3 separate regions of the Mus musculus genome follow, and regions 2 and 3 are each linked to region 1. Evidence: chromatin contacts called from ENCODE POLR2A ChIA-PET data. All regions are on one chromosome and are shown on one strand. Each heading gives the region's core, a stretch centred on a gene start or an enhancer-like site at or near the end of the contact. The rest is flanking DNA. Distances are from core to core; before and after follow the strand shown.

What was found. ChIA-PET counts read pairs that join two places held with the same protein, here RNA polymerase II (POLR2A).
Region 2: POLR2A ChIA-PET joins it to region 1 with 16 read pairs in embryonic stem cell. The contact joins the promoter of Abcd4 here to the promoter of Npc2 in region 1. POLR2A ChIA-PET finds 5 or more read pairs at or near these places in 4 of 5 experiments (Patski and embryonic stem cell).
Region 3: POLR2A ChIA-PET joins it to region 1 with 15 read pairs in Patski. The contact joins the promoter of Ylpm1 here to the promoter of Npc2 in region 1. POLR2A ChIA-PET finds 5 or more read pairs at or near these places in 2 of 5 experiments (Patski and embryonic stem cell).

Annotation. Positions count from the first base shown.
Region 1 is chr12:84,770,510-84,774,637 of GRCm38, forward strand. Npc2 (NPC intracellular cholesterol transporter 2) reads right to left here and starts at 2,603. Exons shown (of 4, transcript NM_023409.4): 1 at 2,277-2,603. The coding sequence starts at 2,358. It overlaps Isca2 (iron-sulfur cluster assembly 2), which reads left to right and starts at 2,761. Exons shown (of 4, transcript NM_028863.1): 1 at 2,761-2,862; 2 at 3,066-3,168; 3 at 3,284-3,399; 4 at 4,034-4,128. The coding sequence starts at 2,792.
Region 2 is chr12:84,615,313-84,619,416 of GRCm38, forward strand. It overlaps Abcd4 (ATP-binding cassette, sub-family D (ALD), member 4), which reads right to left and starts at 2,154. Exons shown (of 19, transcript NM_008992.2): 1 at 1,971-2,154; 2 at 14-132. The coding sequence starts at 2,008.
Region 3 is chr12:84,993,803-84,997,887 of GRCm38, forward strand. It overlaps Ylpm1 (YLP motif containing 1), which reads left to right and starts at 2,519. Exons shown (of 21, transcript NM_178363.4): 1 at 2,519-3,554. The coding sequence starts at 2,688.

The sequences.
Region 1 (4,128 bases), core at 1,353-3,852:
ATACAAGTTCTTCCAAGGTGTATAATCTGTCAAAAAAAGCCAGGCATGAACATGAACACGAACATGGCCAAAGTAGAGGCAGGCAAATCTTTGTGAGTTCAGCCTGGTCTACAAAGGTGTCTCAAACCAAACAAAATCCACCACCATTACCACCAAAATAATGAAGTTCAGCAGGACAGTGAGGAGGGGGCCCCTTTAATCCCACCTCTCAAGAGGCAGAGGCAGGCAGATCTCTGAGTTTGAGGCTGCCTGGTCCACACAGATCAAGTTCTAGGACAGCTAGGGCTCTGTTGCATAGAGAAATCCTGTCTCAAAACAAAACAAACCAGTCCAAGTGGCTCCTAGGGACTTATCAGCTATCAACTTATCAACTCCTTATAAGTCCTAGGGACTTATCAACTTATCAACTCCTGCTGATTAGCTGTAGGGTCTTAGACAAGTTGGTCTGTGTGCTTTAGTTTCCTTCTCTGTAAAACAGATGGTGAAGAATAAGTTAATAAAATGAATACAGTGCCTTCATCCCAGACTCGGTCCTCAATAAAGGAGTAGGGGGTAATATCACTGTGGATAAAGTGAAAACCTGAGTTCAATTCCCAGAAGCCACATAAAAACGCCACTTATGGTGGCACGCACACGCACGCGCGCGCGCGCGCGCACACACACGCACACACACACACACACACACACACACACACGCAATCCTGACCCTGGGAGGTCTACTACGTCTCAAAAGAAGTGGGCTGTGCTCTTGAGGATGACACTTGAGAGGTTGGACTCCGGCTACCACATGCTTGGGTACACATGAATACACACACATGAGAAATAAAATGAAAATTTAAGAAGTTTAACAGAAGGGAAAAACAGGTACTTCAAAGAAACAGCCACTCTGAGCTAGCCTCCAGGTTTAGTGAACGGCATCTGTGAACTATTGATAGGCAGTGGCCCTTATTATTTAATCCAGTTCCACATGCCCACCGTTGCTTTTGCTTTAACAGAACTTTTAATATCATATTAGAGGTAATATGAATTCCCTTGTTTCCTTTTTCAGTGAGTATTTATTATTTACTATCATCCCATAGTACTGGATACTGGCTACAAAGAAGCATATTTAGCTTGGTTCCTCACTCAGCAGTGTGACTACAGAAGGCTTTAATCCACCTCCCACTCCCACCTCTACCTCCTTAGTTAGGGGTGTGTGTGTGTCTGCCTGGGAGTGCAGGTAGGTAGCTGAGAAGGCCCAGAGTTGGGGTATAAGCAGGTATAACCTGATGTGGGAATTGAACTCTAACCCTCCGGAATAGTAGTTCCCCTTAACCACTAAGCCATCTCTCCAGTCCTAATAACTCTTTAACTTACTGCTTCATTATGGTCTGTTTCCCCCTGCTCAAATATTTTACAAAATCAGTTTGTCTTTCGACCATCACTGCTGCCTTTTCCACCCCGGGCCCCTGCACTGCTCCCACAACTAAGTGTACAGGCTTGACTGGACAAACTCAGAATTTCTACCCTCTATTATATTTTCCAATAAAGAGTCCAGGGGCAGCGTTGGGAGGGAGGCATCACATGATGTCACTAGAAATACGAATTTTATAGGAGACAAGGATCAAGAATCATGAAATTCATTAGAACAATGGAAACCCTACTTTGTAAATGAATGTTATGAGAAGGAGAACTAGCTTTTGTCTCGTTAGTGGGGGTGGGGTGGGGAGGGGAGGTGGATGGTACTTCTAAGACCAGAGCAGGATTGACAGGGATTTGGAAGGCCAAACTGGGCTACAGAGTGAGGCTGCCTCAGCCCGCTCCCAACCAAACTTCAAACGAACAAAGGGAGAAAGGCCAGTGACGATACAAGGCATAAATCAAAATAAGTCCCGTGCCTATTCCTTCAATCCGTGTTGGATGCAGACCTGCTGTCTATCCTATTGTTTTATTTTTTGCTTTTATTTGTTTACTTTTTTCAGACAGGGTTCAATAAATCCAGGCTAGTCTTAAATTCGCAATCCTCCTCCGTCCATTGAAATCTCAAAGCCCTTGAGCGCTGCAATATATGCCCGCTTGATGTTCACCCAAGAAACTTTAGTGAACTTCAGCACACGGTTCGCCTTGTGAGTGTTTTAGATTATCCCAAAACACGAAATGCAAGGAGAAACAAAGTTGTGCGGAGGGGTTAAGTTTCATCAAGACTAGTACCTTCGGTCCCAACCTAGTCAATTCCACGTTCCAGCAACCCGCCCAATCCACCCCCGGGGGTCTCCTCGAGTGGGCTCAGGGCTCACCGCAGTCCTTGAAGTGCAGGGGCTCCGCCTGGCTGGCAGCGACCAGCGCCAGCAGCAGGATCGTGGCGGCCAGAAAACGCATCGTGGATATGAAAGCTCTGCAATCTAGGAAGGAAAAGCAGCCCGAGCAGTCACAAGATAAACTTGTCCCGGACCGAGGGTGGAGCCAGATCAGGCCACTTGTGAGCAGTAACCAGCGAAGGCCCGCCCGCGCCCCGCCCTGGGCTCCGGGGCCGCCTGGCCTGCAGCTCGCCCTTTATCTCCGCCCATCTCTTCCGCTTCCAGGCAGGGCCTACGGAGAACTCGCTCTTTGCGTTCGCCCCGCTCTATTGGTACCGACCCACTTCGGCAAGTGGAAGCGTTCTCTGTCAATCAAAGCCCTCTTATCTCGCTATACCCAATAGGCACGCTTGGGGGCGGAGGCTCGATGCAGCCCCGCCCCCTTCTCCCCTCCTCCGGAAGCCCAGGCTAGGCGGGGATTTGGACCATGCTAGGGGCGGAGCTTGCGGAGTAAGATGGCGGCCTCCAGGGCCTTGTCCCTAACTGCCGAGGCGGTCAGGGCTGTCATTCCTAGGCGCTCGGGAAGGTATCGAGGGTGGAACGTCACTTAGGAAGGGTGTTGGGTTCTGCGTCTTCAGGATAGATGGGAGGCTAAATCTCACGCGGGGTGGGGTGTGGGGTGAAGGCTTGGCAGTTCAGAAGAAAGTGTCCCCAGATTTGGGTACGAGGTGTCCATAGAGGGTCATCTGGTGCCATTTCCCGGGTTCGTCTCCCTTCTTTACATCGCAGGCTCCTCGCCGTCTTTCCCAGGCTTTTGACCCGCTGGGAAACAACATCTTCCATTCCAGAGGCTGGCGAGGGACAGATCCGCCTCACAGACAGCTGCGTCCAGGTAGGAGGTCGGACGCGGGGCGGCGGTGCCCAGGAGGGCTCTAGAAGACTTCCTAGTCACCCGTCCCGTTATCTCCGCTTGCTTGGCATTCTTGATCCTCTTTCCTGAATTTCAGAGGCTTCTGGAAATCACCGAAGGGTCAGAATTCCTCAGGCTGCAAGTAGAGGGAGGTGGATGCTCCGGATTCCAATACAAATTTTCACTGGATACAGTTATTAACCCCGACGACAGGCAAGGAGGACGGATGGGTCGCTAGAGGCTGTATCAGAGGATAAAAGTGGCCCCAATTTATTCCAAACTTCCAAGCGTCTAAGTCTGCTTAACACTACCACCCTCTCCGTTCTGTGAGGATACAGCAAAGATTTGTCCTCTTGTTTAAAAATAAGGAAGAACATTGACTTAGCGTCCGTTAGGTAGTCAAGTTGAGAAAGGCTGAACTAGGGCTGGAGAGATGGCTCAGCGGTTAAGAGCACTGGCTGCTCTTTCACAGGACCTAAGTTCAGTTTCCAGCAACCACATAGTGGCTCACAACTATCTGTAGTGAGATTTGATGCCTTCTTCTGGTGTGTCTGGGGAGAGCAACGGTATACTCACATAAAATAAATGAATAAATAAGTGTTTAAAATATATATATACACCAAGGTTCCACCCTAAGAAAAAGGCTGGACTAGTTTCAGTCCGAGCCCTTAAATAATCCTTCTGTTTTTTTTTACGTTGAATCTTTCTGCTTCAGTCCGTTCCGTCCCAGCTAGAAGTCCTAAGCAGTGTTCCATGCATTGGAGAACAAGATGTACACCTCTGGGCTCAGGGTGTTGTGTGGGTGTTTGTGGTATTTGTCATTCATGCTTTCCTCTTGTCTTTTCAGGGTATTTGAACAGGGTGGGGCAAGAGTGGTGGTTGACTCTGATAGCTTGGCCTTCGTTAAGGGAGCCCAGGTGGACTTCAGCCAAGAACTGATCC
Region 2 (4,104 bases), core at 904-3,403, 160 kb before region 1:
CCCATTCACTCACCCAGGAGGGTCACGCACAAGAGCGTCATGAACATTAAGACATTCTGTGATGACCAAGAAGGAAAGAAAACCTTCTGTATCCTCACGAACCTCTGGACAAGTTGCAGATCTAATCTGGGCCTGCAGAAGTCAGGACAGAGGATAGCTGAGCCTTACAGAAGGTAGTGAGCTTAGCCTTACTATTATTCATAGGGTCCAGGCTTTGCACACACAAACAAAAGACTTATGAATGCTGAAGATGGTAGAATACAGAATGCTTGTGGGAAAAAGTATATTACTAACCTACCAGAAGCAAATGTAAAAAAATAAATAAATAAATAAATTAGTGAAGATACCTTAATAATGATGAATAAAGTAGGAAGACATTTCTCAAATAAGACCCCAAACCTACAAACTATACAGGGTAAAACTGGTGGGCTTGATTTAGACTTACGTATTTTATTTAACACAGTACCACAGACTTTGGTGAGATGAGAGAAGGTATTTGCAGAATGAAATTGATAAGGAGTTACAAGCTGGAACATGCAAGGAATCTCCGCATGTCAAGGTGTTTCTTTCTTTCTTGGTCTTTTAAGACACAGTGTCTCTGTGTAGCCTTGACTGTCCTGGAACTTGCTCTGTAGACCAGGCTGGCCTCAGACTCACAGAGATCTGACTGCCATCTGCCTCCCATGTGTTGGACTTAAAGGCGTGCGCCAACACGTGATGTACCCAGCACATCAGGATATTTCATAGGAAAGTGAGGAGAGGATATAAGCAGGCAGTCTATGAAAGGGACAATCCACGAGCCTAATAAATGTACTAAGTTAGCACAGTGTAGTTGACAAGATGGCTCAGCCAGCAAAAGGTCCAAGTGTTTGTCGCCAAGATCTGAATTCCAGCCCCAGATCCCACTGCGGAAAAAACCAACTCCAAAACCTGTTCCCTGATCTCCATTCCTGTGTCATGGCACACATATCACACGTGCATGTGCATGCGCCCCCCCCCAATAAAATAAAAATAAAGTTATTACAATAGGATACCATCTTACAGGGCTGGAGGGATGACTCAGCAGTTAAGAGCACTGACTGTTCTTCTGAAGGTCCTGAGTTCAAATCCCAGCAACCACATGGTGGCTCATAACCATTCGGTAATGATATCTGCCCTTTTCTGAGGTGTCTGAAGACAGCTACAGTGTACTTACATATTATAAATAAATAAACCTTTAAAAAATACCATCTTACATACATCATTTAGATACATATTAGGAAAAATAAACTAAACAATACCAAATATGGGGATGGTTATAAGGGACACTAGAACCTTTATATATTGCTGTCAGGAACTATAAATTGGACGCGACCACCCCAAAACATTATAGAATTAAGTATGGCTCAGCATTCTATCCTGAGGTGGATAACTTAAAGAGAAACCATCAGTATCTATCTATCAAGAGACAATTGCCAGGATATTCATTACGGTGTACTTTGTGGTGCTTGAAATACTGGAAGTAATCCAGGCATCCTTTACTAGGGAAATAGAATCTATCCAGGGTGACGCTGAGCACCATTCAGGAGTGAAAAGTCATATAGCATGGATGACCTAAAAAACCCAATGCTCAGTTTAAAAACTTCTCTCTTTTAAAAAATCACAACATGATTCATGAATCCAAAGTCAACATATATTTTAAGGTAACAGGATAATTTAAGTAAGAGGGTCTGAAAAAAATTAATGCAAAGGAGGGTGTGCCAAGAGCAGATCGGAATTGAGAACGAAAACTAAGGGAGGAAGATGCCAAAAGAGGGGGGTCCGCAGTACCTAGAGTGAGGCAGCGTCAACTCCATTCTGTGCAGCCAGGGTTCCAAATAGCCCAAACTGAAGGAAAGTTGCAAGGAAGGACCCGCAGGGGAGCAGCCCCTTCCCCACTGCCCAGGCAGTGCGTCCCTGACAACCCGGCCGTCCTCACTAGCCCTGCTCACCTGGCACCAGCTCGGGCCGTGGGTCCCGGGACCGCCATGACCCGGGATGCAAGCGACGAGGCGACCGAGCAAGCCCGGTGTCCTCCCCGGGCAGAGTCCTCAGAGCTCGGGGCCCCGCCCTAGGAGGAAAGGGGTGGGACTCTGGCGACCACAGAGACGCGCTAGATAGAGAAGACGGCTCCGGCGCTGTGGCCGTTCCCGGAAGCGCAGCCTTTCCTGAAGAACAAGAGAGTAGCAAGAGGTTATAGAGCTGGCCGGGTGGCCAGAGCGTCCCCTGTGGGGCTGGGAGGTTTCTTTTGCCAACTGGTAGTTCCGAGTGTAACTTTCTCCCAGAGAAGACAGCGTGATCTGTTTTTTAAAAAATTAATTAATTTAAAAAATACATATTTATTTAGTGAGCTATGTGTGTGTTCACGCGAACTGTGAACCAGGGCGTAAGTGTCAGAGAACAACTTTGAGGAGTCAATTTTCTCCTTCCATCATGAGGGCTCCCGAGGAGCCAACTCAGGTTGTCAGGATTGGCGAGAAAAGCCTTCATCGGGTGAGCTGGCTCCCTGGTCCCAGCACGATTTACAAGATTTTCTTGAAAATGTATTTTATGTATAGGAATGTTTTGCCTGCATGTATGAGTACCACGTGAGTGCCTGGTGCCTGCAGAGTCCAGAAGAGGGCATTGGAGTCCCTGGAACTCTAGTTACAGACCCAGGGCTTCTGAAAGAGCAGCCAGTGCTTGTAACCACAGAGCCATCTCTCCAGGACGTCCCATCTCTCCCCAGCGTGATTTTGTTTGTTTGTTTTTTGTTTGTTTTTCGAAACGGGGTTTCTCTGTGTAGCCTTGGCTGTCCTGGAACTCACTTTGTAGACCAGGCTGGCCTCGAACTCAGAAATCCGCCTGCCTCTGTCTCCCAAGTGCTGGGATTAAAGGCATGCGCCATCATGCCTGGCCAGCGTGACTTTTTTTTTTTTTAAAGATGTATTTATTATATGTAAGTACACTGTAGCTGTCTTCAGACACACCAGAAGAGGGCGTCAGATCTAGTTACGGATGGTTGTGAGCCACCATGTGGTTGCTGGGATTTGAACTCTGGACCTTTGGAAAAGCAGTCGGGTACTCTTACCCACTGAGCCATCTCACCAGCCCCAGCATGATCATTTAAGTCGGGTAGATGTGACTTAGTGGTAAACGACTTGCGTGTCATACATAAGGCCCCAGCACTACAGAAATAAACATATAAATCAGTTTTCCAGACATATATGGCAGCTCAACCCTGTAATTCTGGACCTGAGGCAGTAGAGCAGGAGGATCAAGAGTTCCAGATATGCCTCAGATACATAGAAAGCGCTGAGTTCATGATTAGCCTGGACAACAGGAGACCTGCCTCAAGGGGAAAAAAAAAAAAAAAGGGTAGAGGATCCTCACTTTACATTTGCAGTTTTCAACACTACTGATTTATAGTGGGTTTCTGGTTTGGTTTGGTTTAGATTGCAGCTGTTTTGGTTCTTTTGGTTTATTCTGTTTTTGTTTTTGTTTTTTCTTCCCGAAACAGTGTTCCACTGTGTAGCCCTGGCTGTCCTGAAACTCGCTCTCTACACCAGGCTAGCCAGGATCTCAGAGATCCACCTGCCTCTGCCTCCAAGTGCTGCGATCCTTAAACGAGAAATGTATGAAATGCTTATAGACTGACTAAAGTGCCCAATGAGAGATTCAAGGAAACAATAATGGCATTTCACATTTGCATCTAAATGTATCTTCCTAGCTCTTGATCCTTAAGGTCAACTCTGGAACAAACACTCAACAAGTCAACAAAGTAACAATTACCAGTTGTTTTCAGAGCCTTTTAGACTTGCTTAGTGGCAAGCTCAGTTATCTTTACAAAGCTTCGTGTCCATGACAAAGATACCAAACAAACAAAGCAAATAGGCTTCCCCAACTTCAACACTAATGACTGTTGCGCCTGTTGGGCCTGGCCTTTGTAGGGTGAGTTGTAGGAGACTGAGCAATGTCTCAGGACTGAGCAGCTGGAAGATGCCAGCAGAGCAGCTGTCCTTAACCCAGCCAATAAAACCATGCTGTCAAATATCCCTTAGCAGAAGGAAGGACCAAAATTCTACCCTCACTCTGCTCCCCAGAATG
Region 3 (4,085 bases), core at 1,269-3,768, 220 kb after region 1:
GGCCACAAAGAAGACTCTTAGACAAAAGAAGAAGCCTGAAAGAAGCAGAAACCAGCTAAAATGTCTGGAAGAGGTATAAACGTGTTGGAGGTTGACACTCTCCAGGCTGTGCAGTAGGCTCTAGGTTTCCAGCTTTGGGGAGCTGTCACCCATGCTGGGTGGGCTTTGGTGATACAGGTGTCTTTGAGCCATTTCTGCTCTTGATATTCCTTAACCATATTTCTTTAAGTAACTCTAATAAAACTCATTTGATTGGACTTTGGTGGTATCCACACTTTGGTCTCTTGTGGGCTCCCTCTCTGTGCTGAGTAGATGTGTATTGTTTCCCTTTGGGACAAGTTCCATCAGATAACACATGGCTCTTTCTTGATCTGGGACAAATATGCTTGGGTTGTGAAAACTCATTATGTTTTATACTTGTGTGATGGTTTGTCTTGCGCGCGCCGGACTCGACCAGCAAGAACGACGCTGCAACAGGATCCTTCTGCACACGTTTATTGGGAGAGCTTGATTGCAGAGGCGAAGAGACCCTGAGCCCAGAACTGGTGCTGCTTATATAGGCCTAGGAGAGGCGTGTCTCACACCCGGATTGGTTATGCACTATGCCTCATTTGCATGTTCCTCATCTGATTGGCTACTCTCTCTCTCTGTACCTCACAGAGCCTCATTATCATACCTCATTTGCATGTCTCACATCTGATTGGTTATACTCTCAAAGCCTAATTATCATGCCCGGGCCAGGCAGTGTTTTTGCAAAAAACTTTACTGCATATGTACACATTGGTTGTTTGTCCAAACTTATGCGTGGTGGCCAGCAGTAGTCAGTGCCACTCTGCAACGGCACATGTGGCTTCCCACAGTTTGTATATGCTCGGCCTAGGGAGTGGCACTATTAGAAGGTGTGGCCCTGTTGGAGTAGGTGTGGCCCAGTTGGTGGAGGTGTGACCTTGTTGGAGAAGGTGTTTAAGATCCTCTTTCTAGCTGCCTAGAAGTCAGTATTCTGCTAGCAGCCTTCAGATGAAGATGTTGAACTCTCAGCTCTTCCTGTACCATACCTGCCTGGATGTTAGCCTCTGAACCTGTAACCCAGCCCCAGTTAAATGTTTTTTTATAAGAGTTGCCTTGGTCATGGTGTCTGTTCACAGCAGAAAAACCCTAACTAATACAACTTATGACATGCAATTTTATGTATTTCTATGCTGCTTCAATAAGACACTGAAAGAAGGAATCCCTAGCCCCGCATCTACTACTCATAGTTACCCAAGACAGGTAATGATCTGGTTGCTAGGAAAAAAGAGCAAGGTCACATCTTCAAATTGACATGCTGATACAGTTAAGAGTCTTCAAATTAAGCATGGTTTTTCTCTCCCCTTCCTTCCTTCTTTCCTTCCTTCTGTCCTTCCTTTCCCAGAATTCAGTGTACTACTTCTGATGTTCAGTAATCACCCAAACCAATGGAAGTCTTTAATATTTTGCTGCTAGGGTTCAGGAAATCAGCTTTTAAGTTACCCTTCTCTGACTTTTCTTAGGTTTTTTTTTTTTTTTTTTTTTTTTTTTTTTTTTGGGTTTTCGAGACAGGGTTTCTCTGTATAGCACTGGCTGTCCTGGAACTCACTTTGTAGGCCAGGCTAGCCTCGAAATCAGAAATCTGCCTGCCTCTGCCTCCCGAGTGCGGGATTAAAGGCGTTCACCACCATGCCCGGCTGACTTTTCTTAGGTTTAAGGATTCTCCAACAGGGACATCGTCCGAGTTAAAACCTGGGTTTGATGGTACTTGGAAGGCAGAGGCAGGAAGATCTCTGTGAGTTCAAGGCCAGCCTGGTCACAAAGCGAGTTCCAGGACAGCCAGGGGGTTCATACAGAAAAACCCTGTCTTGAAAAAGCAAAAAAATTTTAAGGGTGGTGGGGTGGGTGGTGGGTGGGGAGGAAACCAATCTAAACAATTCAATTCCTTTTACAGTACCTGTAGGAAAGAATCAGGGCCATTTTCACTTTCCTTCTCCAGAATCCATTTTTCATTCTTCCTATCATTGTCCCCTGTCAGGCTGTGGGTTGACTGAGTTAAATCAGTTTAACTTGGAAGAACTGTCATTTTTACAAAGCTCCCTCTTTTTTACTTAGGACTATGGTAAGCCTCTTCGTGAGTTCAAGTTTAATTTTTATTCTCAGGTAGGATTCTGCAGTTTTCTTCATATAATGTCTAGATTTTTCTTAGTAGAGTTATTACTTGTTTTATGTTCTTGTTGCTACTGTGAATGGAATCTTTCCTCCCCCCTCCCCACCCCCCCATTCAAAACTAAACCCATAGGGCGTTAGGATCTCTATCACTCCTTTCGGCTGTGAGACTCTATGGTTTTCTTGGTTCTATGACAACATTCTATTACCGCCTACATTTTCCGAACCCGAAGGAAGGCGGCAACAGCGAGTACCTGCGCCAAGGTTCCCTCTATCTGGCCTTTGTTCTCCGCTCGATGGTACTGCGCATGCGTAGTTGCCTCAGCACGGTCCCCGCCTTCCCGACCGCGGGCCCAGCTCCGTAGCGCCGGCGCACTGGCGCGCTCCGTTCACACGCTCCGCGGCCTGTAAGGCACCGCGAGTTCCGGCTGTCGCCGTCACCGCCGCGGCTCCTGGAGGTCGGTTGCGACGAGTAACGGCGCCGGGACGAGCCCCGCGCCTTCGTTTCCTATATGTATCCGAATTGGGGCCGGTATGGCGGGAGCAGCCACTATCCGCCGCCGCCGGTGCCGCCGCCGCCGCCACCGGTGGCGCTTCCCGAGGCCTCGCCGGGGCCCGGGTACTCCAGTTCGACGGCTCCCGCGGCCCCTTCCTCTTCAGGCTTCATGAGCTTCCGAGAGCAACACTTGGCGCAGCTCCAGCAGCTGCAGCAGATGCACCAGAAGCAAATGCAGTGCGTGCTCCAACCCCACCATCTTCCTCCGCCCCCGCTGCCACCCCCGCCGGTGATGCCCGGGGGCGGCTACGGAGACTGGCAGCCGCCTCCGCCACCGATGCCCCCGCCACCTGGACCAGCCCTCAGTTATCAGAAGCAGCAGCAGTACAAACACCAGATGATCCACCACCAACGAGATGGGCCTCCGGGTTTGGTTCCAATGGAGCTGGAGTCCCCTCCTGAATCTCCCCCTGTACCTCCAGGATCCTACATGCCCCCATCCCAGTCGTACATGCCTCCACCTCAGCCACCACCCTCGTACTATCCCCCTTCCTCCGCTCAGCCCTACCTGCCTCCTGCTCAGCCATCCCCTTCACAGTCTCCACCTTCCCAGTCCTATCTGGCGCCCACTCCTTCTTATTCTTCCTCGTCCTCCTCACAATCATATTTGAGCCATTCCCAGCCCTACTTACCCCCTTCTCAGGCCTCTCCTTCCCGCTCCTCCCAGGGCCCTTCTAAACCCCAGCTACCACCACCACCGTCCATCCCTTCTGGGAATAAAACAGCTATCCAGCAAGAGCCTTTGGAGAGTGGGGCCAAGAACAAGACTGCTGAACAGAAGCAAGCTGCTCCTGAACCAGATCCCTCTACAATGACTCCACAGGTAAGCACTGTGTCACATCTTTCATTTAGGCTTTACGTGAGCAGGTCTTGGGCTTTAACCAGCTAATGCCTATCGTAATTCCAACAGCCAACGACTAGCCCATTCATACTCCAAAGATCCCCTAAGAGTCAGCCCTGAAAGCCAGGTTTTAAATTGACCATAGATTACCAAAAGAAGAGTAAAGATAAGACTAGGCACTTGAAGTTGTAGTAGGTTGGCACTAGATTTATTTCTCAAATGTATGCCTTAGTTTTCTTTGACCAGCATTCAGTATTTATTGTTGCACAGAGCTTTGTTTTAATTTTTTTTTAAACTAAGATTTTCATGGGGAGGCAGTATAAAAGAAAATTCTTAAAGGACTGATGTTTAAATACATGTAAATATTGACCAGTTAATTTCTTAGGACCAGCAAAATATGCAGGGGCCAGAGATAGCTGTCTGTTTCCAGAAGTGGGTTCTCAGCACATAAAAGATGGAAGTCTCATCATGACATCCTAACTGATGTTGTGAGTTCATGTGGACTCCATAGGC